3 separate regions of the Mus musculus genome follow, and all the other regions are linked to region 2. The links are chromatin loops, found by intact Hi-C in ENCODE. Cell type or tissue: gastrocnemius. All regions are shown on one strand. Region 1 has its middle 19 kb from the start of Abl2. Region 2 overlaps Tdrd5 (tudor domain containing 5). Region 3 overlaps Abl2 (v-abl Abelson murine leukemia viral oncogene 2 (arg, Abelson-related gene)).

Region 1 (8,000 bases), 280 kb before region 2:
TCAGGACCTTTGGAAGAACAGTCAGTGCTCTTAACCGCTGAGCCATCTCTCCAGCCCCGGTTCCGTTGTTTTGATTCCAGGTCCAGTTCAAGGTATGCTCCCCCTGCCTCAGCTACCTGTGTTGCTGGGATTACAGGCAAGCAGCAATATTCCGCTCAAGCTCAAGTTTCTGTTGTTGTGTCTTGCTTGTTTCTTTTGTTGTTTTGCTTTGCTTTTATGAGACAAGGTCTCATTATATAGCCCTGGCTGGCATAGAACTCAAGGAGATCTACCCTCCTCTGAGTGCCAGGGACAATGGAGTGTGCTACCACACCCGTTTTAGGTGACCTTTTCCGGTCATGTTTCTTGTTTTAAGTGGGCTGGAGATCACATGCTAAGCCAGCGTTCCACCATTGAGCTATTCCTCAGCACCCCCCTCCCCTTTTTCTTTTTCCAAGAGAGGGGTCTCTCTGTGTAGTTTTGGCTGGTCTAGAACTCACTTTGTAGACCAGGCTGACCTGGAACTCACATAGATTTGCCTTCCTCTGCCTCCCAAGTGCTGGGATTAAAGACATGAACTACCACAGGCTTATCTTTCACGTTTGATTTGAACTAGGGTCTCCCTGAAGATGTTCAGTCTGGCCTTGAAGTGACTCTGTAGCCCAGGCGGGCCTTGAACCTATGAGCCTCTTTCCTCAGCTGCTCAGTACAGGATTGACAGGCCTGTGCCACCAGGTTCAGATTTTGATCATTTTTTCCCCATTAATTTATTTATCTATTCACTTTACATCCAGATTGCAGCCCCTCCTACTCCCTATTCCAACTCACACAGCCTCTCCCCTCTTTCCCATCCCCTTCTCTGAAAAGGGGGAGGTCCCCCCGGGTATCCATCCACCCTGGCATATCAAGTCACTGTAGCACTAGGCACACCCTCTCTCACTGAGGCCAAACAAGGAGGGCCAGTTAGGGGAACAGGATCTGTACTCAAGCATCAGAGTCAGGGACAACCCCCTCCCCAGTTATTGGGGGACCTGGATAAGACCAAGTTGCACATCTGCTACATAGGTGTGTGTGGGCAGAGGGAGAGGCCTAGGTCCAGCCCATGTATGCTCTTTGGTTGGTGGTTCCATCTCTGGGAGTCCCAAGAGCCCAGGTTAGTTGACTCTCAGTCTTCCTGTGGAGTTCCTACCGGCTCCCAGTCCCTCAAGCAAGCTACCCTGCTCAACACACTTGTATTCAGGTGTTTTTTATTTTGTTTTAAGAAGTAAAATCCTTGAGTGCTTTCTTACTCAAGGATTTCTTTCTTTCTTCCTTTGTTTTGTTTTGTTTTGTTTTTGTTTTGTTTTGTTTTTGTTTTTGTTTTTGTTTTTGAGACAGGGTTTCTCTGTATAGCCCTGGCTGTCCTGGAACTCACTTTGTAGACCAGGCTGGCCTCAAACTCAGAAATCTGCCTGCCTCTGCCTCCTAAGTGCTGGGATTAAAGGCGTGTACCACCACACCCGGCCCCTCTTCCTTTTTTTTTATTGGATATTTTCTTTATTTATATTTCAAATGTTATCCCCTTTCCCAGTCTCCCCCCTCCTGGAAACCCCCTATCCCATCTCCCCCTCCCCCTGCTTCTATGAGGGTGCTCCCCACCCACCCACCCACTCCCACCTCCCTGTCCTCGATTCCCCTACACTGGGGCATCTATCCAACCTTCATAGAACCAAGGGCCTCTCCTCCCACTGATGCATGACAAGGTCATCCTCTGCTACATATGCAGCTGGAGCCAGTCATGTGTACTTCTTGGTTGGTGGCTTAGTCCCTGGGAGCTGGGAGGGGGGTGTTAATTGATTGATATTGTTGTTCTATCTATGAGGTTGCAAACCCCTTTAGCTCCTTTAGTCCTTTCTCTAACTCCTCTATTAGGGACCCTGGGGCTCAGTCCAGTGGTTGGCTGCGAGCATCCTCCTCTGTATTTGTAAGGCTTTGGCAGGGCCTCTCAGGAGACAGCCATATCAGGCTCTTTTCAACATGCACTTCTTGGCAATCCACAATAGTGTCAGGTTTTGGTAACTGTATATGGGATGAATCCTCAGGTGGGACAGTCACTGTATGGCCTTTCCTTCAGTCTCTGCTCTACACTTTGTGTCTCTGCTCTACACTTTGTCTCCATATTTGCTCCTGTTAGTATTTTATTCCCCTTTCCAGGAAGGACTGGAGTCCTTTGATCTTCTTTCTTTTTGAACTCCATGTGGTCTGTGAATTGTATCTTGGGTATTCCGAGCTTTTGTGCTAATATCCACTTATCAGTGAAAGCATACCACGTGTGTTCTTTTGTGATTGGGTTACCTCACTCAGGATGATATTTTCTAGTTCTCTCTCTCTCTCTCTCTCTCTCTTAAAAAAAAGAAAGAAAAAAGAACAGGGTCTCACTATGTAGTCCTGGCTGGTCTGGAACTCATGGTGATCTACTTGCCTCTTTCTCCTAAGTAATGGGATTAAAGGAGTGTACCACACTCCACGTAGCTTTGCTTTTATATAAAGTTTCCTTGCTACTTTGCAAAGAAAAATAGTATGATAGCCTCTTCCTTATCCTGGACGACCACCGAGGCCTGCAGCTCCAAGATCAACAATGTACTAACCACACCTAAGAAAAACAATTTTGGACCAGATGTGTTATTGAGCACCCATTGTTCCAGTTACTTGGGAGCCTGAGGCAAAAAAGGTTGTGTGAGCTGCAAATTGCTAGACCCTGCCACAAGAAGAAGAAAAGGAAAAGAAAAGAAGAGGAGAAGGTGCAGGAGGGAAATGAAAGAATAAACATCAACACAGTCACGTCGACCAGAATTCAGTCGATACTCGGATTTCCTCAGTTGTCCCTAATGTCCTTCACGACTGTTCTCCCACCTATTATACTTTACTCTTCTCTTCTCTGTAATCATAAGTAGCCATAGATTAATATCAAAGCAGTTGGGCTTTGTCCACTGCGATCAGTGCTCTCTGATTTGTGACGGGATCTGTGAGGAAGCCATCTGGAAAAGCCTTTCCTGACAGACAGAACAGAACCATCCAGCAGCCTCTAGATGTCTCCCTTAGACAGAGAAATGACAGGGAGTGGCTACCAAGCCCTCCCCAGAGTCATCTGGCTCCAAAAGATGCATTTCCCCCTTCCTCTTATTTCTCCAAGGCCAATCTGCCTCTTCTACATTTGTTTCCTCCTAAAAATTGAAATGCAAGATTTCCTTCATTGAAATTAATTATCTGCCTGAATTTATCACATTTTAAGTAGACTGCCTACCATACCCTTTGAAGCTACTGTATTTCGTCTCAGACTTGAGGCTGCCTCTTCTTTCTTTTTCTGAAGATTTATTTATTTATTATTTATGTGTACCTGTCTGAGCCTGTATGAGTATATGGGAACCATTTACAGTGCAGAAACCAGCAGAGGACAGAAGACAGCTTTAGATCCCATGGCATTAGAGTTACTGACTGTTAATGTATGCAAGCAAGTTGGCCTTGGGGACTGAACTCTGGCCCTCTGCAAGAACAGTTAGCAGTCTTAACTACTCAGCCCTCTCTCCATCCCCAGACTGGAGATTTTAAAAGAACATGGGAATACTTGTGACTCACAGGTGGTGCTTTGGATCAAAACAAAGTGTAAAAGAATAATGAAGTCATCCACATGCATTCACACAACACATGTTCCTTAGGTATTAATAGGTGAGAGGTTTGGAAGAGACTCTTGGGCATGTGTGCATGCATGCCACACACACACACACACACACACACACACACACACACACACACACAAAACAAGAACAGAAATACATTCTGGAACCCATATGATCACATGGGATATTCAATATCATTGCTATATAGTCTAACCTCTCAGAGTAGCTTTCTCATCTGCAGGGCATTCCCAATAGGAAAGAATAGTATAAAACTCAGGCCTAGCCAGGTGGTGGTAGCACACACCTTTAATTCTAGCTCTCAGGAAACAGAGATGGGCAGATCTCTGAGTTTGAGGCCAGCCTGATATACAGAGTTCCAGGACAGCTAGGGCAACACAAGGAAACCCTGTCTCAAAAAAACAAAACAAACAAGACTCAGACTTAAAGTGTCTCTGTCATGATCTTTCAAGTTGTAAAGGTCCTTTACTAACATTTTTGACTGTAAGCCCATGCTGAATACGCAGATGAATGTTCACAGGACATCTGAAAGACCTTTGGGGTTACAGCGGGGGTAATCATTTGTATGGTTCCATTGGGCATTCGATGGAGCCTCAAAAGCGAACTCCAAACTAGCCAAGGGAAAAATTGCTTAGTTCTACCTAGCCTGGCAGGGTGTCATAGGCCTTTAATCCCAATGTTGGGGAGAAGAGAAAGGCAGATCTCTGTAAGTCTGAGACCAGCCTGGTCTATATAGTAAAGTCCAGGCCACCCAGGACTGCATACTAAGACCCTGTCTCAAAGAACAAAAAGCTTATTTTGGAAGAGACTAAAGCCCCAAACTCAAAAGCCAACCTCAAAAAGACCTTCTATCATCAACATAGGTTAAAGAATCTATAATGTCTTAACTGAACATAATCTTGCTGAGTTTAAATGGCCCTCCACTTAATCTATTAAAAAGAAGGAGGAGGAAGAGGAGGAGGAGGAGGAGGAGGAGGAGGAGGAGGAGGAGGAGGAGGAGGAGGAGGAGGAGGAGGAGGAGGAGGAGGAGGAGGAGGAGGAGGAGAAAATGTCTGGGACTGGAGAGATAGCTCAGCAGTTAAGAGCACTGGCTGCTCTTCCAGAGGTCTTGAGTTCAAATCCCAGTAACCGCATGGTGGCTCATAACCATCTGTATAATATGTGATCTGATGCCCTCTTCTGGCATGTAGGTGTATATGCAGATAGAGCACTCAGACATTAAATAAGTAAATACATCTTAAATGACCCTCTAGGTATTTAACATATACAAACAAGGCTGAAAACTGGGGAGTCAGTGCTTTTAAGAACAGTTTACATTTAGTTTCTATTTGGAGAGGTATGCGTGCACGGGCATGTACCACAATGTCTGAGCAAAGATGAGAAGATAGCTTGCAGAAGCCATTTCTCTCTCTCTCCATCATGTTTCAGGGATCAAACTCACGTTGCCAGGACTGGTAGCAAGCACCTCTACCCACTGAGCTATCTTGCCAAGCCCTCATTTTGTTTTTGGGTTTGCTTGTTTGTTTTCTATTTTTGAGACAAAGTCTTGCTTTGTGGCTCGGGTTGTTCTCAGATTCACTGTCCCCCTTTCTCTGTGTCTTAGATGGGGTGCCTATCGCCGTGATACAATACTGTGACCAAAAGCTGCTTGGGGAGAAAAAGGTTTATCTCCTCTCACAACTACCAGAGCACACAGGGAACTCAGGGAGGGGACTCAAAGCAGGAACATGGAAGTAGGAACTGACATAGCAGAAGCTAGGGGGGCAGGGGGACATTGCTTACTTCTTGCTCCAGGTTTGTTCAGCCTGCATTCTCATACAAGGCAGAACCATCTGTCCAGGGTTGGCACTGGTGGCCCGAGGTGCCCTCAGTCCACCCACAACAATCATTAATCCATGAATGGCTCCCAGGGCTTGCCTTAGGTCCATTTTATGGAGCGTTTTTCTCATTCACGATTCCGTCTTCTCAGATATAGCTAGGTTTGTGTCGAGCTGACAAAAAGGAACCAGCATAGTCTGCTTCCCAAGTTCTGTGACCACAGGCACTGTGCTGTCACGCACAGCCTTATGGGCCCTCTTAAAAGAATCTTTGCATTGCTGGGTGTGTGGTGCACACCTTTGAGCCCAGTGAATGGCAGGCAGAAGCAGGGGGATCTCTATGAGTTCAAGGCTTATCTAAAAAAATAAATATCTTTTATTATTTGACATCATTTTTCCTTTATTGTACTTAGATAAGTAGAGAGTAGAGACTTGGATTGTACTTAGATAAGAGAGAGTAGCATGGGATAGGACTAGATAGAAAGCCACAAGAAAGGGGAGAGGAATAGGGGTAATGGAGGGATGAAAATGACCAGAGTACTGTGTATACATGTATGCCACAGGGATAAATACTTTTTAAAAAAGGAATTTATATGGGCTGTGTGGAAGTTTGAATGAAGGTGGCCTAGAGGTTCATAGGACTGGCACTATTAAGAGGTGTGGCCATGTTGGAGTAGCTGTGGGGTGGCTGGAGGAAGTAGGTAGGCTTTGAGGTTTCAGAAGCTCAAGCAAAGCCGAGTGTCTCAGTCTTCTTTCTTACTGCCTGCAGAGCCAGATGTAGAACTCTCAGCTCCTCCTCCAGCTCCATGTCTGTTTGTATGTGGCCATGCTTCCTGCCTTGACAATAATGGACTAATCTATAAGCCAGCCCCAGTTAAGCGGTTTTCTTTGTAAGGGTTGCCATGGTCATGGTGTCTCTTCACATCAATAAAACCCTAACTAAGACAGGGTGTTCACTAGTGGTGCAAGGGGTGAAAAGACATCCAGACAGGATGGAGGTTGCTAAAGAGAAGCTCTGATGAATGGGATTTGAGGAATAGGTTTGGGCGATAGCATTTCCCCTCACATCTGTACCCTTTAAAATAATAATAGTTACTTACTGGGTGCTGGTCACTGTGCTTCAGATACTAAGCATTTATACACGTCTTTTTAAAACCTAATAATAAACCCATGTGCTATTATTATCCCAGTTCTCAGACAGGAAACTCAAGGCAGCCAAAATACTCAGTCAATAAATAGCAGCACCATGGGATTTTTGTTTGTTTGGTTTGGTTTGGAGATTTTTTTGTTTTGTTTTATTTTGGTTTGGTTTTGGTTTTTCAAGACAGGATTTCTCTGTGTAGCCCTGGCTGTCCTAGAACTCACTCTGTAGACCAGTCTGGCCTCGAACTCAGAAAGCGTCTGCCTCTGCCTCCTGAGTACTGGGATTAAAGGCCTGCGCTGCCACTGGTCAAGGAAATCTGTTTTTATGAGAACTGCTATAGTGCAAGTGTTTGTCACACTCTTCTGTGTGATCTTGCAAGCGCCAGCAAGCTCTTAATGTAGCTTTTGGGTTTTTTGTTTTGTTTTTATTTTTACTTATTTTTGTGGTACCTGGAATAAAACTGAGGGCCTTTACAAGCAAGGCAAGGGTTCTACCGCTAAGTCCTACCCCAGCTCTGATGTTGCTGTTTTATTTTATTTATTTTTGTGAGTATTTGTGTAGACGTGCTATGTACGGCACTTGTGGAGGTCAGAGAACAATTTCCAGAAATTAGTTCTCTTCTTCCAGTCCTGGGTCCTGCAGATTGAATTCTGGCCATGAGCATGGCTGCAGGCACCTTCAACCGCTGAGTTGACTTGCCTGCTCTGTGTAGAGGTTTAAATAGTCATGCTTTCTCCTCACTCTTCTCTTCTGCACCCCCCCACTTCTTCCTTGTTACTATTCTTTTCTTTTTAGATTTAAAAAATTACTTTTAAAATACTCGACAATTTCGTATATTAATACACGTATAAGCCGGGCAGTGGTGGCATACGCCTTTAATTCCAGCACTTGAGAGGCAGAGGCAGGCAGATTTCTGAGTTTGAGGCCAGCCTGGTCTACAGAGTGAGTTCCAGGACAGCCAGGGCTATACAGAGAAACCCTGTCTCAACCCGCCCCCCCCCCAAAAAAACCCCAAAACACGTATATATGGTCCTGGATGGTATACATACTATAGATGTCGATCATATTGTATTGGGTGTTTTGTTTGGAGGCTGGATGTGAGAGTTGTCAGTGAACATTACTGGTAGGGCATGATTTCTGAGCACGGAGGAAGCCCTCACAAGTTCAAGGCCTACTACTTGTCCAGAGGACCACACGCAGAGACATAGTTAATCCCACAGCCGTCAGAAATGAGCGCTTCTCATGTTTTCAAAACAAGAAGCCCTGCTTGTTTGAGATGTGGGTCTTCTGACAGCCAGGGACCTTGAACTTGGCCCTACACAGCCCTCGATCTCACGTTCCTAGTTCTGCAGCTTGGTGTTCATGAACTTGATGCTTGGACAATAG
Region 2 (8,000 bases):
GGAAGAAAATGAGGTAAGAGGCGGAGATGGGCTTTCAGTTCAGCAAATGCATAAATGAGAATGCCTGGAAATCAATAGTCTGCAGGCTCCTCTGCTTTCGTCGTCGGTGAGCACTACTCTATGACATTGAATTACAGATGATCTCCTTAACAGTCGCCAAGACCGGAAATGTAAATGAGCTAAATACCTAATAAAAAATGGAAAAAAAAAAAAACAGTCGCCAAGACCACAGCAATGGGACAGAGCCAATCACAGGGAAGAAAAGCTCTGCTGGGACCAGATGTATAGGTCACTATCCCGAGATTGAGTCAGAGTGGCAGCATAGAGGTCTTGAGAAGCAATACTAGGAAACTCATCAGGAAATATATTTCTATTTTTGGAAGAACATCTTTTAATCAAGTGTTTACATGCACATAACTTAGAGTCCCTTGTGACTCTAAGTGTCTTCTAAAACAACCATTTTCTAAATCATCTCCTTTAGTTTGAAATTTCCCTCTTAATTATTACATTAAATAATATATTTTTCCTGATTTTCAAGTTTAAGTATCTTTGGATTTCTTGGCATAGAAAAAAATGTTCATCCCTTCAGCACACATAAACTGAAGTTCCTTCCCCTCCCCCACCGTCTGTTTTAGTACACTGTATTGAGCTTCATCGGACCATTCAGTATCAATGCTATTTTCTGCTTAGCCAGATAGTTGGCTAGGATGCTTTTCATGTATACTTTTAAGTAATCTTTGTGTTTATTCTTTGAAACTTTGATAACATACATTTTTATTGTAATCTTTCTCCTCCCCTAACTCCTCCCAGATCCTTCCCACCTCCCTATCTAAGCAACCCTGTGCTCCTTGTCTCCCCTAAAGAAAATGGAATTCAATTGAGTTGGCCAGCTGCTCCTGAGCCTGGGGCCTGCCTCACTGCTCTCAGTTAGATAGCTTCTTGGTAGAGGTGGAATTTGTGCCCATGTTCCCTCTTCTGTGCTAAGAGTATTGTCTGGTTTGAATTTGTTTGGGTCTTATGCATGTTGGCATGAATTTTATGTTGATGTTTTTTTAATTAACTACAATAACATTGACTCTATTTTGGAGTTCTTTTCTGTCAGTTTTAATACACGTATATCATAATGTATTCAACACAACAGTCAGGATGCAGAATAGCTCCAGCACCTGGAATAACCCTGTACCTCCCTGGTTTTATTCACAGTTTCTCACCTGACAGAGTTTTGTTACTCTGATTGTCCCTTTCAGGACTAGCACATAAGAGAGCTTTAAGAGTGGCCTTTTAATGCAGCCTCATACCTCTGAGTGCTTCACATATATCCAAGTTGTTGATAGTTGAAAGCTTTTGTGTTTTGAGTGGTATTTGATTGTACTAGCTTTACTACAGTTTGCCATCCCCAACCAAGGTTTATTTGAATTGTTTCCAGTTTCAAGTAATTAGGAATAGAGTTACTATAAGTGTTCATACACAAGTTTTTGTTGGTTTGTTGGGGTTTTGTTTGTTTGTTTTGTTTTGTTTGTTTTGGTGTGTGTGCACGTGAGTGTGTACCTAAGTTTCATTTATACAGAGAAAATGTCCAGAGGTAGGACTGGTAGGTTATGTGGCAGTGTTAGGCAAACTGCTCTCCAGAGGAGCTTACGATTTCGCGTCCCACCAGCAGAGTATGTGTTCCAAGTGTTGTATGTCCTTTCCAGTACTTGCTAGTAACAGCTGGGGGTTTTTGTTTTGAGCTCCTCTGAGAAGCATATAGTAACATCTCAGAATGCTTCGAACATGTTTCCCTAATGACTAATGTGGGACGGGGTCAGCAGAGCTCTTTCTTACCACCGTGTTCCCTGCGTACAGATTTTACTGCGGCCCGGTTGGTTTTGCTACTGTTTTGATCCAATCCTTTCTTAGTATTCTCCTATTTCTTATTTGGAATAGAGGGTTTACCCCTGTGCTATTATAAAGTGTATATATATCTTTTTGTTTGGTTGGTTTTTGCTTTTTGAGACAGGATCTTACTATATACCTCCAGCTGCCCTGGGACTCACAGAGATGCACCTGTCTCTGGATCCTTAACTTCATTTTTTTTTTTTTTTGCAGGGTTCAAAGCCGAGAGTTTTTGAGATATGGGTGCTGTAGCCCCTAGGTGGCTTTCATAGTGAGTCCCCATGTCTGCTGGCATACCGTGTGACACAAAATAGAGAATCCTAGCAAACTAGTGGAACCTTAGAATGAGCCCGGAACAGGGCAGTGGCTGCCCCCCATCCTGCCCCCCATCTTTACAGAAGTCCCCTCAAGTGCTGGCAGCCTGGCACCTCCCCATAGTGACAGTGGGGGAGTTGGCTACTCCAGAGCTTCTGTCAGTTCCCATTGGTTCAAAGGCTGTATGATACACGCTCGCTGCTGTGCAGTAGGTAGATCAGCACCTCACTGCTGGCCTCCGGAGTCTGTTCTAGGGTTGGTGACTCTGCCTCTTACCCCCTCCTGGATCCTGGTTCCCACAGGAGGTTTTTGGTTTGTATTTTTGAGCAGCTGGAGAACAGTTAAGGCTTTGCAGACTCTTGAAGGCAGACTGGATGTGGTTTTGCATGATATAGACAGGAGATTGGGATCTAAAATGCCCCTCAACAGCCACGTGCCAAAAACAGTTTGGTTGCTCACACGTGGTATTATTGTAAGTTAGTAGAAGCCTCATGAGGTAGGCTGTCTTTGTTTATTTGTTTGTTTGTTTATTATATGTAATACACGGTAGCTATCTTCAGACACACCAGAAGAGGGCATCAGATCTCATTACAGATGGTTGTGAGCCACCATGTGGTTGCTGGGAATTGAACTCAGGACCTCTGGAAGAGCAGTCAGTGCTCTTAACCTCTGAGCCATCTCTCCAGTCCTTCCCACTAAACTTCATTCCACTGGGAGTGAACAGTCCCCTCCCTTACATGCTTCACTGGCGTGATAACCTGTCCCCCTCAGGGCCACATCTGTAGCAGCAATTGACCTTCGACTAAAACTCTGAAACCATGAGTCAAGAGGAAGTTTTCTTCCTTTTGAATTCTCTTAGAAATTTGGTCTGAGTAATGGGAAGCTGACTAACACAAACCCTTCTTTCTTCCTCTTTATTCCACATGTTGAACTTTCCAAAAGTCGCTCTAGCGGATGAGAGAGAGCGGTTGTCTGAGTCCTGGGCGCAGGGCAGGCAGGCTGGAGATGCCGTTGTTTCTACGCCAACTTTGATCTCATGCTCCTGTTCCCATCCACCTCTGCTCTCTTAGCATAAGAGCTTTGTTTCTGCTTTTGCTCTTTGAAAGCTCCTGCGCTTACGTGTTATGTATATGTGGTGGCCTCTCAGCTCTCCCCACTGTACACTCGGGCCTGGGATCGGTTAGGACCCCTTAGTCAGTTATGGAGGCTTTTCTACACCCAGGGAGTAGATGGCCTTGCCTCCTCTCCCAGTCTCTCTCATAGGCATTGCCCTTAAATGTCTTTGCCTTTATTTCTTTGGCAAATCGGGGAACAAAATGTAATAAATTGTGTATTAAACTTGTATCCACTCAGAGCCAGGAAAAAAATTGTGCATTTAAGTTTTAAAAATGTGTTTATGTTTGGAAATAAAAACAACAGTACTTGTTTGTCCTGTGGTCTGTTTCAGGATGAGGTCCCTACTGGAATGCCATGCCTGGAGTCAGTGACCATAGGTGACGATGTTTGGGATGAGAACTGGCTCCCTCTACAGGCCAAAATGGGGAAGGCAGGGAGTCCTGCCTCCCAGCTGTTTACTTCAAACCTTGTTGGGAAGAAACAATATCAGACAGGTGGAGAAATGGCACAAAAGGTTAGAGTCTTATGATAACAAGCAGCAGATCAACTGCTGACAAAGGAAATTTAAACCCGGTAGACCAGGCTTCTAGAAAGTTGTAAATGCTGGAATTGAGAAGGAATTGTCAGGCCATAGTTGAAAATGATCTGTGGTTGGTTTTTAAGTGGGTAAGCACTAAGGTGCTCAGGAACTGTCTCGCTAGGCGATGGTGTGTGTCCATTCACGAGGCCCAAGGATTGAAGGTGTTTACTGCAGACTTTAGGAAAGATGTCACTGATGGAAATCAGCATCCCTCTTGCTGCTTAGAACACACTGTGTCCTTGTCCTGTTGGAAGTCCACACCCCCTCTTGTTGTTTACAGCACACTGCTCCCTCGCTGTCACCTTACCTTGCTTTGTGATCTTGTGGCACTGCGTTGTGATTTACTGTTGCACGCTTTTCTTTATAGGACTGGTGTTTTTCTACATCTAAAGATATATGGGATGATTCCTGGCAGCCCTTAGGCCTTGCGAATGATGTGAAAGGAGGAATTCACACACCAGAAGGGCCCATTGCTCAAGAAAAAAATACCAGCACAACCCGAATTCAACAGGTAGAGCCCAGTTGGAATTATTATAACCAGTTCATGATTTATCACTTTGATTCTTAGAAATTGTGGTTAATGTATGCCCTTCTGCATCTGTTAATCAAGGCAGCCACCCACAGACATACCCATAGGCCCACCTGATCTCAGCAGTCCTTCAGTCAAGGCAGTCTGGTCTTAGCTCACTTTCATTCTTGCTCCAGTCCTCTCTGGCTTTCACTCCTAAGACCTTCGACTGAGGTGAGAGCCTGTTGCGTTTGCTTCCCACCTTGGTAAGCAAGGCTCAGACTCCACTGCCTGCCTTTCAGCCTGCCCACTGCTGTTCTCTGTAGGTTTTCTAGATGCTCACTTGATGAATTGGCAGCCTTGGACGTGCCAGATGTTGGACTGTTCTCTAGTCTCTTCCTCTGGGTGTGTCTGTCAGGGCCCGGATGTATTGTCAGTGTCTGATCTCCCCTTTAGCCCATAAGTTTGCAGTTATGATCTCAACTCCATTCCTGACTGGAGACTGCAAAAATGCTGAGGTATGACTATGGAACCCACTTCATTTTATGAAAATTTTCCTGACTACTTGTTCCCCTGAACCTTCAAATACTGTAAAATCTAATTTGTCCACTGCTTACAATGGAGCAAAGTTGAAGAGTACCATGGCTAGAACTGGAAGTCTTACTAACATTTTTATAGCTTGAATCTTCACATCAAGGAACCAGGATTTGTAAACCATCTATATCTGAGTCTCCTTGGGCTTTTAGTAACCATATTCTGGGCCTTTTCAATCAATGATAGTTGATTTCCCTCTTGCTACTCCGTGAGGAGTTGTGAATTCCATGGTAGTTAGGCGTGAGATATCGAAGCCTCGATCTTGGGACTTATCTCTGTGAGCTCTTTTACCAGTAAAAAAGATAACACTGCCCACAGTGCCTAAGCACATACTGTTTACTGGCACTGCTGTAAGCCTTTATCTACATCCCTGTCCATCTGTTTAATCCTTCTTATGAAGTACTGTTACCACCATTTCAAATGAAGAAACGAGACATGGATTAGGTTGCCAAAGGTTTATACCAAGCATTTGTCTTAGTCACGGTTCCGTTGCTCTGAGTCAGTTCGTGTAAGAGAAAGCATGTGACTGGGGCCTGGCTTACAGTTGCAGAGTGTTAGTACTTCTCTTCATGGCAGGGAGCATGGCGGCACACAGGTAGGCATGGTGCTGGAGAAGCAGCAGAGAGGGCTGCAGGCAGCCAGAGACACAAGTGACACATGTCTTTCTACAAGGCCACGCTTAGTTCTCCAGGACAGCTCATCACCTGGGGATCAAGCCTGCCCTGTAGATGAGCCCCTGGGGCCTTTCTTACTCCAGCCCCCACAGCAGTTAGAGCGTCCCATAAGGGTGTGTTTGGCAGATTAGTAAGCACACACTGGGTTATAAAAGTCGCAGCAATGTAGTAGTGATGGCAATATTATTAATAAACCCAGAGGCTAGGAACTATGTATACTGGGAAAAGTCTTCACTTTCATTTGTTTTTAAGAAATTGTATCAATTTGAAAATAGGCCTGAATATGCGGCAGCTCTGAAGTGTTTCTGAGTGGGTGATAATTAGGATTATAGTCAGACTTTATAGTCAGACCTGTAATTCAGAGTTCCCGTAGAGGTCATTTACAGACGCAAACAGAATAGCATGACTGTTCTTTCTAACATGGGAGGATAGTTATTAAAATAAATAATAGGAGTTAGGAGAATAGAGAGTCTCTTCAACAGATCTTTGAAAACATTGCCTACTGTGTGGACAAGGTGGATGAGGGAAAATTAGATGCAGGAGTTTGATCAGCACTAACTGTTTGCAGAAGGAACAGTGCTCTGTTGCTGTGGATTGCATGTGGTTTCCTTTCAAAGCATCATGTGTCGGGTGTGGTGTCTGGCACAGCAGCACTAGAATGCTGGGGACTAGGATGTATGATGTAATTAGGTCATGAGGTCACTACTAGCAAATTGTATATATAACATATATATGCGATTTGTTCAACTTTACGCATCTTACTGCTTTAGTAGCCTGTCTTCTAGCTTGATTAACAGAGATCTTATACTTACAGCTACTGAAGGAAAAGCACCCTAATAGAGGGAGAGACCACAGCATATATGACGTTGATTCAGAGTGTTAGAAAACAGTAAGCTTAGGGTGGCGCCAAAAGTTCAGTCCAGAGCTCCGCAGTCCTGCTCCACCTGTGCCTACCAGGCTCCTTGCATCCCATTCTGGGACTTGTGCATTGCAGATTCCAGAAAGATTCAAACTATTGACAAGAAAATACCCAGGCTTTCTTTCATCCGTGGTACTGAGAAAGAAGGGCTCCTTCCTTTCCTGTGCTTAGCTGCTAATTTTGGTGCACACTGTCTTACCCAGCTACTTTTTGAATCCTGGTCTTCCTTTCTTCCTAATATGTGGCACAATCTCTAGGCCATCTGTCTGTAGAGATCTGTCCTGCCCTTTTACTCTTTGCTGAAGTGTCTGTGTCTCTTAGACAGATAATCTGATAAATATGTAATAACTCTGTGTTTAACATTTTGAGAAACTGCCAGGCTGTTTTCCACAGCGGCTGAATCTGTTTGCATTTTTGCCAGCAATTTGAGTGCTTCAATGTTGGTGTTACTTAACACTGGATGATAAGGGTCCTGCATTGTCCTGCTGTGTGTGTATTTAACACTGGTCAATGGCGGGAAGAAGGGTAGCCCTCAGTACCATACTTGTTCATAGAAATAGCAATAAAGACCTCTTAGGTTGAATTTTGATACTCATTAAAACATAGAAGAGTGCTTTTTCTAGAGTTTTACTTTTTAACTGAAATCTAAGTAAGGAAGCATAAAAGGTGTCACTTTCCATGCCTTCACCCAATTTCTCCCATTTTGCAGCAGCCAGATTTACAGTATCCTTTGGATTCTTCCACACTGCCCAAACTGGAAGAGTTCTACATCTCTCTGATCAAGTCTCAGCAGTCCGCAGAGAGGAGCCAGTCTGAACCTGCCAGCATTCAGACTCATGCCGGACGGGCAGCCTCAAAAGCACTCAGTTCAACCCCTGCAGTGGGTGACTCTCCAGAAAACCACTCTGGCTCTGGTATGTTTATGTGTCCTTATGCATGCTCAGTTGACAAGTCGGAAGTTTGTCATGTTGCTAAAACCTTCATTGCTTTGAGAACATACCTTGAAAGGTGGCTGGTGCTGCCATTCTCTCCAAGATCGTCTTGGTGTGAGCTCAGGTTTCTCTAATGTTGCCGCTTTCTTTCAGCTTTTGCAGGGGCTTTACATTTATATAAAGTTTCAAGTACATGGTTCTGTGAGTTTTGGCAAATGTCAGTGTTTCCATTAGCCAGACAAGTTTCCTGTGCCCCTTTGCAGTTAGTCCGGACATTAGCATGCTGGCCTCTGGCATGTCGCCGTGCCTGTTACATAGTAGGTAGTTTTCTTGTCTGGCACCTTCCTTTATCTTCATATTGTAGAGTTTTGTTTCTGTTGGCTATTTATTTGGAAGTGACTTTGCTAGGGCATATGTCCACTGCATGCGAAACTTTTTAAACTACCTGTTGGTCCTCCTTTTTAAAGACTCTGATCACACATGCACT
Region 3 (8,000 bases), 370 kb before region 2:
ATTTCTATTGATAACCTAATATATCTAAAGATGTAAGTACTCAGTTATGTTTATATAAATAAAAGCTTGCTAGGTGCTTAAGTTGCTCCTACTGTTTTCAATATTATAAGCATAATCAAACATCACAAGTGTCTACATAAATCTTAGTTACACTGTCTATATTTCTAGAAATGGAATTTTCTGATCCCGCGCACACGCGTGGGTGCTGGTCTTGTTGTAAATGTGGTTTAGTGTTAGAATATATATTTTTAAAAGAGTTATTTTAAATTATTTGTATATATATGTATCTAAGTGTGAGTATATAAACATGATGCAGGTGCCCACAGAGACCAGAGAGGGCACCGGAACCTCTAGACCACAATTTTCAACCTTCCTAAAACTGTGACTCGTTAATATAGTTCCTCATATTGTGGTGATCACCAATCACAAAATTATTTTATTGCTACTTCATAGCTATAATTTTGCTACTATTAGGAATTGGAACTTAAATATCTGGTATTCGACCTCTGTGAAAGGGTTACTTGACCCTCAAGGGGGTCGTGAGCCACAGGCTGAAAGCTGCTGCTCTAGAGCAGTCACAGGTAGCTGTGAGTTGCCAAGAGTGGTGCTGGGAACTGAGCTCTGGTCTGACTCTCTGCAATGCTGAGCCATCAATATCTTCACACTTAATTTTTAATCTTCTTTGTATTGTGCCGGGTGTGGTGGCGCACGCCTTTAATCCCAGCACTCGGGAGGCAGAGGCAGGTGGATTTCTGAGTTTGAGGCCAGCCTGGTCTACAAAGTGAGTTCCAGGACAGCCAGGACTATACAGAGAAACCCTGACTCGAAAAACCAAAAAAAAAAAAAACTACTGAAGTTATTGATTTTCTTTGTAGAGACTGAGTAAATTTTAAATCAAAATGTAATTTCAGTATGAAATATGATTATAGGAAACCCCAGAACTAAAAAAGTATAAAAAAGTAGTAACACAAGAATAAGAGAAGCCAAAAGTCAACTCAGTATCTTTCAGTAGTCAATAACTGTCAGAGCTTCCCATGTTTGAAATTACCATTACCACTCTGCACTCGGCCACAAGTAGTCAACCCCCTGTCCCAACACTCACCTTCAGAGATGCTGGAGTCATGGAACATTGTTTCAAAAGCTTGATGGGTTTCAGCAAAAGAGGGCCTGTCAGCAGGGCTCCACTTCCAGCCTGCAGCAGAAGAGAGTTTACAGACTCTTTGAGAGACTCATCCCCAGTGGCACACCAAGCAACGGGCACACATACCATGGTGTGTGCCTAGCAGAGTTACAGCATGTACAGGAACTATGAGATGAGTGGCTATCTCTCAGCTCCAGCCTTGGGAGCTGTGAGCGCCCTCATAGTGCTAGACCAATCTATCCTTGGTTCCTATTCCTACTGCTACAAAAATGAAGACAGGACCAAAAGAAAATTTAGAAAATAGCAAGTTTTTCCTCTATTAGAAGTGAACTAACCACAGAGTGGAGGTGGTGCACGGCTTTAATCCCAGCACTTGGGAGGCAGAGGCAGGTGGATCTCTGAATCCATCCTGGTCTACAGCATGAGTTCCAGGACAGCCAGGGCTACAAAGAGAAACCCTGTCTCGAAAGAAAAAGAGAGTGGAGTGGAGAGGAGTGGAGTGGAGTGGAGAGGAGAGAAGAGGGGAGGGGAGGGGAGGGGGCGAGGGCGAGGGCGAGGGCGAGGGAGAGGGAGAGGGAGAGGGCGAGGGTGAGGGAGAGGGAGAGGGAGAGGGAGAGGGAGAGGGAGAGGGAGAGGGAGAGGGAGAGGGAGAGGGAGAGGGAGAGGGAGAGGGAGAGGGAGAGGGAGAGGGAGAGGAGAACTATGACGGGGCTGGCAAGCTGGGCCAGTGGGCAGAAGTGCTTACCACCATGCCTGAAAACCCAAGTGGGTTTCGCATGGTGGAATAAGGGAAGTTACTTATCAAATTTTCTCTTGATTTCCACCCCACTAATACTGCATTGTGTATGTGTGTATGCAACGTGAGTAGCATGAGAAACAAATGACTACAGTAGAAAATAGTAATGACCCAGCGCCGCATGAACACAAGCACACTTCCACTTCCCTCCCTCATGTGTGTCTCTAAGCAGCCTGATGGTGCTGTTCATATCCATAAGAGATGACTGTTTGTGTTTTTTATTTGTGTAGTAAAGAGATGGAAGATGCCCACATGTAAGGCATGTAGAAGCCTGAGGAAAAGACAGGACATCTTTCTCTTCTGTTCCACGCTTTATTGCCTTGATCTAGGGTCTCCTCGGAACCAGAAGCTGGCCACGAGCTAAGTGTGCTGGCCGGCCAGTGAGTTCCTGGGATCTCTTGAGATCCTGATTGGGGGGGGGGGGGGGGGGTTGGTTTACAGGCGTGTGCAGCTGAGACAGGCATCTCATGTGGTTACTAGGGATTTGAACTCAGGCAGGTCTTCCAGGCCAGTAGAGGCTACTTAATAATCAGTCTTTAGTAACCATTCATATCTAGCTGAAAGCAGCCATCCTTCAAACATATTATGCAAACTCAACTTTTTATTGTCTTACTGAATACACAAATGTTTTTGAGAAACTGGCAGTATATTTGGGCTACAGACAACTATCCTGAGGATTCCAATAAGACTCAATGGTATATCATGCACTATGCCAACTGGCCTGTCAATGACAAGCTGTGCAACTGTTAACAACACTAGATCCGTCAGACAAAGCTGAGAGCAGAAATGGTGCCCATTTCATTAACCATCCTGTTGCTGGTCCATTTTGAAAGCTCAAACATGCAAAACACTTACATGCTCTCATAAGTTCATACACTTTAGGGGGGCATCCCTCAGGCTGTTCCATTCGATATCCTTTTTCCAGTAGGTCATAGACTTGAGATAGGTCAATACCTGGATATGGTGACATTCCATATGTAGCAATTTCCCACAACAGTACTCCAAACGCTGTGTAAAGGAATTAAAAAATATATTTCTATTTGGCCCCAAGTCCATATTTCTATACTAATTTGGTCTATTGAGTCTTTTTAATTAGTCTCTACTTCTCAGAGCAGCAGAAATTAGATCCAGGACAAGGACAACTCTAAGTGAAATGTTATCTGACCTTATAAGGTGCATTCACTATTAGAGAACTCTAGAAATAGGCAAAGTCTCACATGGAGATGGAGCGGAGCTTTAGAGAGAAGGCTGCTGAGATAGCTCACACAGTCCAGGCTGGCCTACAACCTGTAAAGCCCAGGAAGTCTTCTGCACTTGCACTCCTACTCTCCAGTCTGAGTGCTGAGACCAGAGGTCTGCGCCACCAGGCCAAGCTCCTTAGCTGTTGTTCTCACGGTCCCAGCATACTGTTCAGGCAGGTCTCAAACTCATGGACTCAAAGGACCCGAGCATCCAGCATGCTGGAACTCCAGCCTCCACTACCATACCCCAGCTGGAGTGAGTACAGTTGTTCCCCTGTGCCTCTCCCAACCCCTGAGCTTGACACAGGCTTGTACCTCCAGACAAGCAGCTTTATAGGACAAAGGTAATGATGCAGGACAAGGTAAGACGAGATGATATCCTTGAATGGGGTGCTGTAGGCTTGGAGTATAGAGAAACTGGCAGAGAGCAGCAGGACTTCCCTAAAGGGTCACTAAAGGGTCCCTCAAGAGTGGAGAGATGTGGAGTATGTGGGTCATGCTGCTTCTGCACCGCCATGTGACATAAGAAGTCTGACACAGTCACAGACAACGTGTGCATGAACAGGCAAGAATGTTCCCTACCACTAAACAGCACCTCAACCTGGCCTCAACCCAAAATCCCAAGTCTCCCATCTCAGTCTCCTCAACTTACTTTTATTATTAGTTGAGCATCCTAAAAATTCTGAAGATCTAAGAAAATTATCTGTGGTCCTAGTGCTAAAGAGGCTGAGTCTGAAGAACTGTCTCAAGTTTTACCCTAATCTAGCGAACACCTGGCCAGCCATAGCTAATGTTAAAAAAAAAAAAAAAAAAAAAAAAAAAGAAAGAAAGAAAGATTAAGACCATGTACAAAGAAAGGAAAACAATCCATGTAAGAAATTATGTCAACCTTACCCCAAACGTCAGATTTAATTGAAAAGGTATTGTAGGCCAGACTCTCGGGTGCTGTCCATTTAATAGGAAATTTGGCTCCAGCATGAGCAGTGTAGGTATCTCCAGTCATCAGTCTACTTAAACCAAAGTCGGCCACTTTCACCACATGGTTCTCGCCCACTAGGCAGTTCCGGGCAGCAAGATCTCTATGGGAAAGAGAACCCTGTGTTATTCCCACGGATAGTAAGATGGCTGTGGACTACATGTCTTGGTTCTCTGCTGCAGGCAAAGCTGGTAAGGAAAGGATAACTAACACTGGAATACTTTATGATCACCACCAACATCGTAGAAACTTACTAATTTGTACCATGTACTGAATACCCACCAGGAGGCAGAATAAAGATGCTGGACAAAATGAATTTCTATTTTTAGGAATAATGGGCTAGATTTCACAGGTTAGCAACATAAGCCCTCCTAAAAATTAAAATAATAAAAAACAAAAATATAAACAAACGCCACCGCCCCCACCTTAGGACAAATGTTACTTTAAAAGTTTGGCCACTAGGTGGCATAAAAGGATCTTGGATGTAGTGTTAAGAACAGCAAAGACCTTTTTCCCAAAAGCTCTGACAAGTGTTGGCTTCCCCTTCATGCCAAGCAGGCCGGCCATGTGGCTGGAGGCTACAGTCAGGCTTACTCACCTATGGATGAAGTTCTTCTTCTCCAAGTACTCCATGGCAGAGGAGATCTGGGTGGCCATGTAAAGTAACACGACGGCGGTCACCTCCTCTCGGCTGCACTCCCGGAGATAGTCAAGCAGGTTCCCATACGGCATGTATTCAGTCACAATGTAAAACGGTGGCTCCAGGGTACACACACCTGACCAACGACAATTTGATAATCTTCACCACATGCTATGAAATAAATATAACAAAAACTTACAAACAGGTCAGTTAGGGCGCCTGCTCTCTGAAGCAGCACAGACCTTTTCAGCATCTGCCTGAGAAGCAAAATAGTTTCTTTTATTAACCTGACAAGGGATAAGACCAAAAAAAATTTTTTTAAAGATTTATTTATTTTATGTATATGGGTACACTGTTGCTGTCTTCAGACACACCAGAAGAGGGTACAAGACCCCATTACAGATGGTTGTGAGCCACCATGTGGTGCTGGGAATTGAACTCAGGACCTCTGGAAGTGCAGTTGGTGCTCTTAACGTCTGAGACATCTCTGCAGCCCCATCTCTTGAGTTCCGTATGTGCCCACACCCCTGCAACCGTGTGCAGCCTATGTTAATATAAAGCAGCACCACTTCACTCAGGTAGGCCACCCGCCTCTACCTGTGCTTGTAAAAAATGTTTCATAGTTAAAGACTTCACTAATATACGGCAGATAGCATATTAATTTTTTTCTTTTGGTATAGCTTAGCTTAATTTGAGCATTCAAAGGAAATGGCTGGGAGTGGTGGTGCAACCCTTTAATCCCAGCAATTGTAAGGCAAAGGCAGGTGGACCTCTGAGTTTGAGGCCAGTGTGAGCTGCAGGACAGCCAGGGCTGCACAAAGGAACCCTCTCTTGAAACAAACAGGCCCGATTTTAAAAGGGGAAAATGTTTACTTGTGATCCTTTCTGACCCAAACAGGGAAGAAATTAACCCACTGCAGCGCAGCCATTTATCTCTTGGATAAACTGATCAGCCACAAGCTTAATTCACTTTTTTTCAATAGTCTTTTGCTTAATGTCTCCATTTTATAAAAATATTTCTTGACTTTTTTGAAACTATCTTGAATGCTTCTAACAGCAATGGCCGCTCTTTCTGGAGGACCTACCTGGTCCTCCCTCCATATGGCAGCTCAGAATCACCTGTAACTTTAGTTCCGGGGGATCTGATTCCCTCCTTTGGTCTCCAAGGACACTAGGCACACATGTGGTACATAGATACGCGTGTAGGCAAAACACTCATACACATAAAGTAAGTAAGTAAAAAAAAAAAAAAAAAAAAAATTAAGGGGCCGGAGAGATAGCTCAATGGTTAGGAGCATTGACTGCCCTTCCAGAGGCCCCAGGTTTGATTTCCAGCTCACAGCCATTTAAAACTCCAGGCCCAGGTACTCCAATGTCCTTTTCTGGTTTCAGTGGACACTACAGAAGCATATATTTCCAGATAAAATATGATACATATAAAATAAATGAATAAAGAAAATACTTTTTAAAAAGTAATAAAAAACAAAACAAACAAAAAGCAATCAACTTGGGCTACTGTCTTTAACACCTGATTAAAATGAGAAGAGGGGCGCGCGCGTATGTGTGTGTGTGTGTGTGTGTGTGTGTGTGTGTTTGTTTGGAGGACTAACCCTAACTAAGACTTGATGCTTACTAGCTAAGTGTTCTATTCACCATAGTTGCTTTACATCTATCATTTCTACCACAGTGCTAAATCAAACTAGAACAAAACAAAACAATCGCCCTGATCTGAATAGGAAGCTGGGACAGGAACTCGGACCTATGAAGCCTACGGCAGGGCTCTCACCTAGCAGTTGTACTAAGTTAGGATGCTTGATCTCCTTCATCACTGCAGCTTCCTTCAGGAACTCCTCCACCTCCATGGTGTCTTCCTGTTAAAGGGAAGAGAAGGCAGGGTAAGAAAGACAAAAAAGGAGGTCAAAGCTTTCATTTAAGTCAACTCACAAGCCTACTGAGACATCATGGCTCAGTAGTTAAGAGCACTTGCTGCTCTTGTTCAAGAACCATATGGCTGGCAGCTCACAATCACCTGCAGTTCCAGGACTCTGATGCCCTCTTCTGGCCTCTCTGGGTTCTGCACTCACAGTAGGCAAAACATAGCAGGCAAAACATCCATATGCATACATATAGTATTTAAGTAAAAGATCATTTGAGTATTTTAACATATTACTTTAAGAAATTTTGCTGCAATCTAATATGCTCTATAGAAGAACAACTAAGAATAATGTCCTTAAATTTATCCAGTGTCAGACACTGGAATAAAAGTAAACAAGGAAGCAAAATTCAACAACTTCATCTTACAACTACCACAGCAGAGAGGACGGAGTGTCTGTTTCTGGTAGGTTGGTGTCTGATCAGAGCCCATGGTTCTTCTTAAAGAACAAAGCACATCTGTAGAGCCTTACTGCTTCCTTCACATTCAGAGTATGCTCAGTAAGCAGGGCTGACTGCTACCTATGATAGCTCACACCAATGTCCAGAGTGAGTGGCAACTCTGTGAATTTATAGGAGGACACTTAAAAAAAGAGACAGTAGGGTCAGGGAGAGGACTTCTGTGAGTTTAAAAACAAGATGTGATCTAGCTGGGTGTGGCAGTGACACCGGTAAGCCCAGCATTCAGAGGCTAAGGCAGGAGGATTGTGACTTGAAGGCCAACATAGACTACTTAGAGAGAGACCTTGTCATTTCTACTTCTACTAAAAAGGGCATCTCTAATTGTAAGGAGGAAGGGAAAAACAAAAGCCACAGGGATAGAGATCAGAACAGGGAACTTGTGATGTTGTAGATTACACATGAAGAATTCTGTCCAGCAGGGGTTGTTCTCAACAGAACTTATAATTTGCTTCTAAATTCTCACCAAGCTCCCTGTCAAAAGCCTCCAGAGACAAGCCTTTCCCCACACGTGGGTTGCACTGCAGACAATAATCTGCCCCTGCACTGTCAGCAAAGGCACGAAGTTAATCACCACCATTTGCTCAAGTGTTGGCACCAGTGGGTGGAAAGTGTTCCAGAGTTGAAGAAGGGCACACTGATCTTTCCAAGTGATTCAGTGCACAAAGATGCTTGGAAGCCTGGCTCTCAGCAACCTACCTTCAGTGTTTTCACAGCCACTGTAAGGCTGTACTTCTTCCAGACGCCAACGTAAACCTCTCCGTACTGACCGCCCCCAAGTTTGTGCTTCATGGTGATATCTGTCCGTTCCATTT

What was found. Hi-C counts contacts between places; a loop is a spot of excess contacts. Peaks named below come from ENCODE experiments on the same cell type or tissue, not always from the same donor. Only the 100,000 strongest peaks of a DNase experiment are listed, where the experiment ranks them.
Region 1: a loop joins it to region 2, with 6 times the contacts of the local background. A loop is called at or near these places in 17 of 42 quality-filtered maps.
Region 3: a loop joins it to region 2, with 4 times the contacts of the local background. A loop is called at or near these places in 10 of 42 quality-filtered maps.

Annotation. Positions count from the first base shown.
Region 1 is chr1:156,535,412-156,543,411 of GRCm38, reverse strand. It overlaps the pseudogene Gm17975. Among named protein-coding and RNA genes, the nearest start is that of Abl2, 19 kb to the left of the region's middle. In gastrocnemius, CTCF peaks have their summits at 3,046 and 4,834 (motif pointing left); a DNase peak (open chromatin) is centred at 3,049.
Region 2 is chr1:156,259,226-156,267,225 of GRCm38, reverse strand. Tdrd5 (tudor domain containing 5) reads left to right here. Exons shown (of 18, transcript NM_001134741.1): 14 at 1-13; 15 at 3,638-3,820; 16 at 4,254-4,397; 17 at 7,291-7,495. Among named protein-coding and RNA genes, the nearest start is that of Tdrd5, 40 kb to the left of the region's middle. In gastrocnemius, no CTCF peak of the experiment used is centred here; DNase peaks (open chromatin) are centred at 2,320 and 3,710.
Region 3 is chr1:156,630,010-156,638,009 of GRCm38, reverse strand. It overlaps Abl2 (v-abl Abelson murine leukemia viral oncogene 2 (arg, Abelson-related gene)), which reads right to left. Exons shown (of 12, transcript NM_009595.3): 5 at 7,885-8,000; 6 at 6,581-6,665; 7 at 4,753-4,930; 8 at 4,073-4,257; 9 at 2,793-2,945; 10 at 1,103-1,192. Among named protein-coding and RNA genes, the nearest start is that of Tor3a, 40 kb to the left of the region's middle. In gastrocnemius, CTCF peaks have their summits at 4,609 (motif pointing right) and 6,862 (motif pointing left); DNase peaks (open chromatin) are centred at 4,703 and 6,844.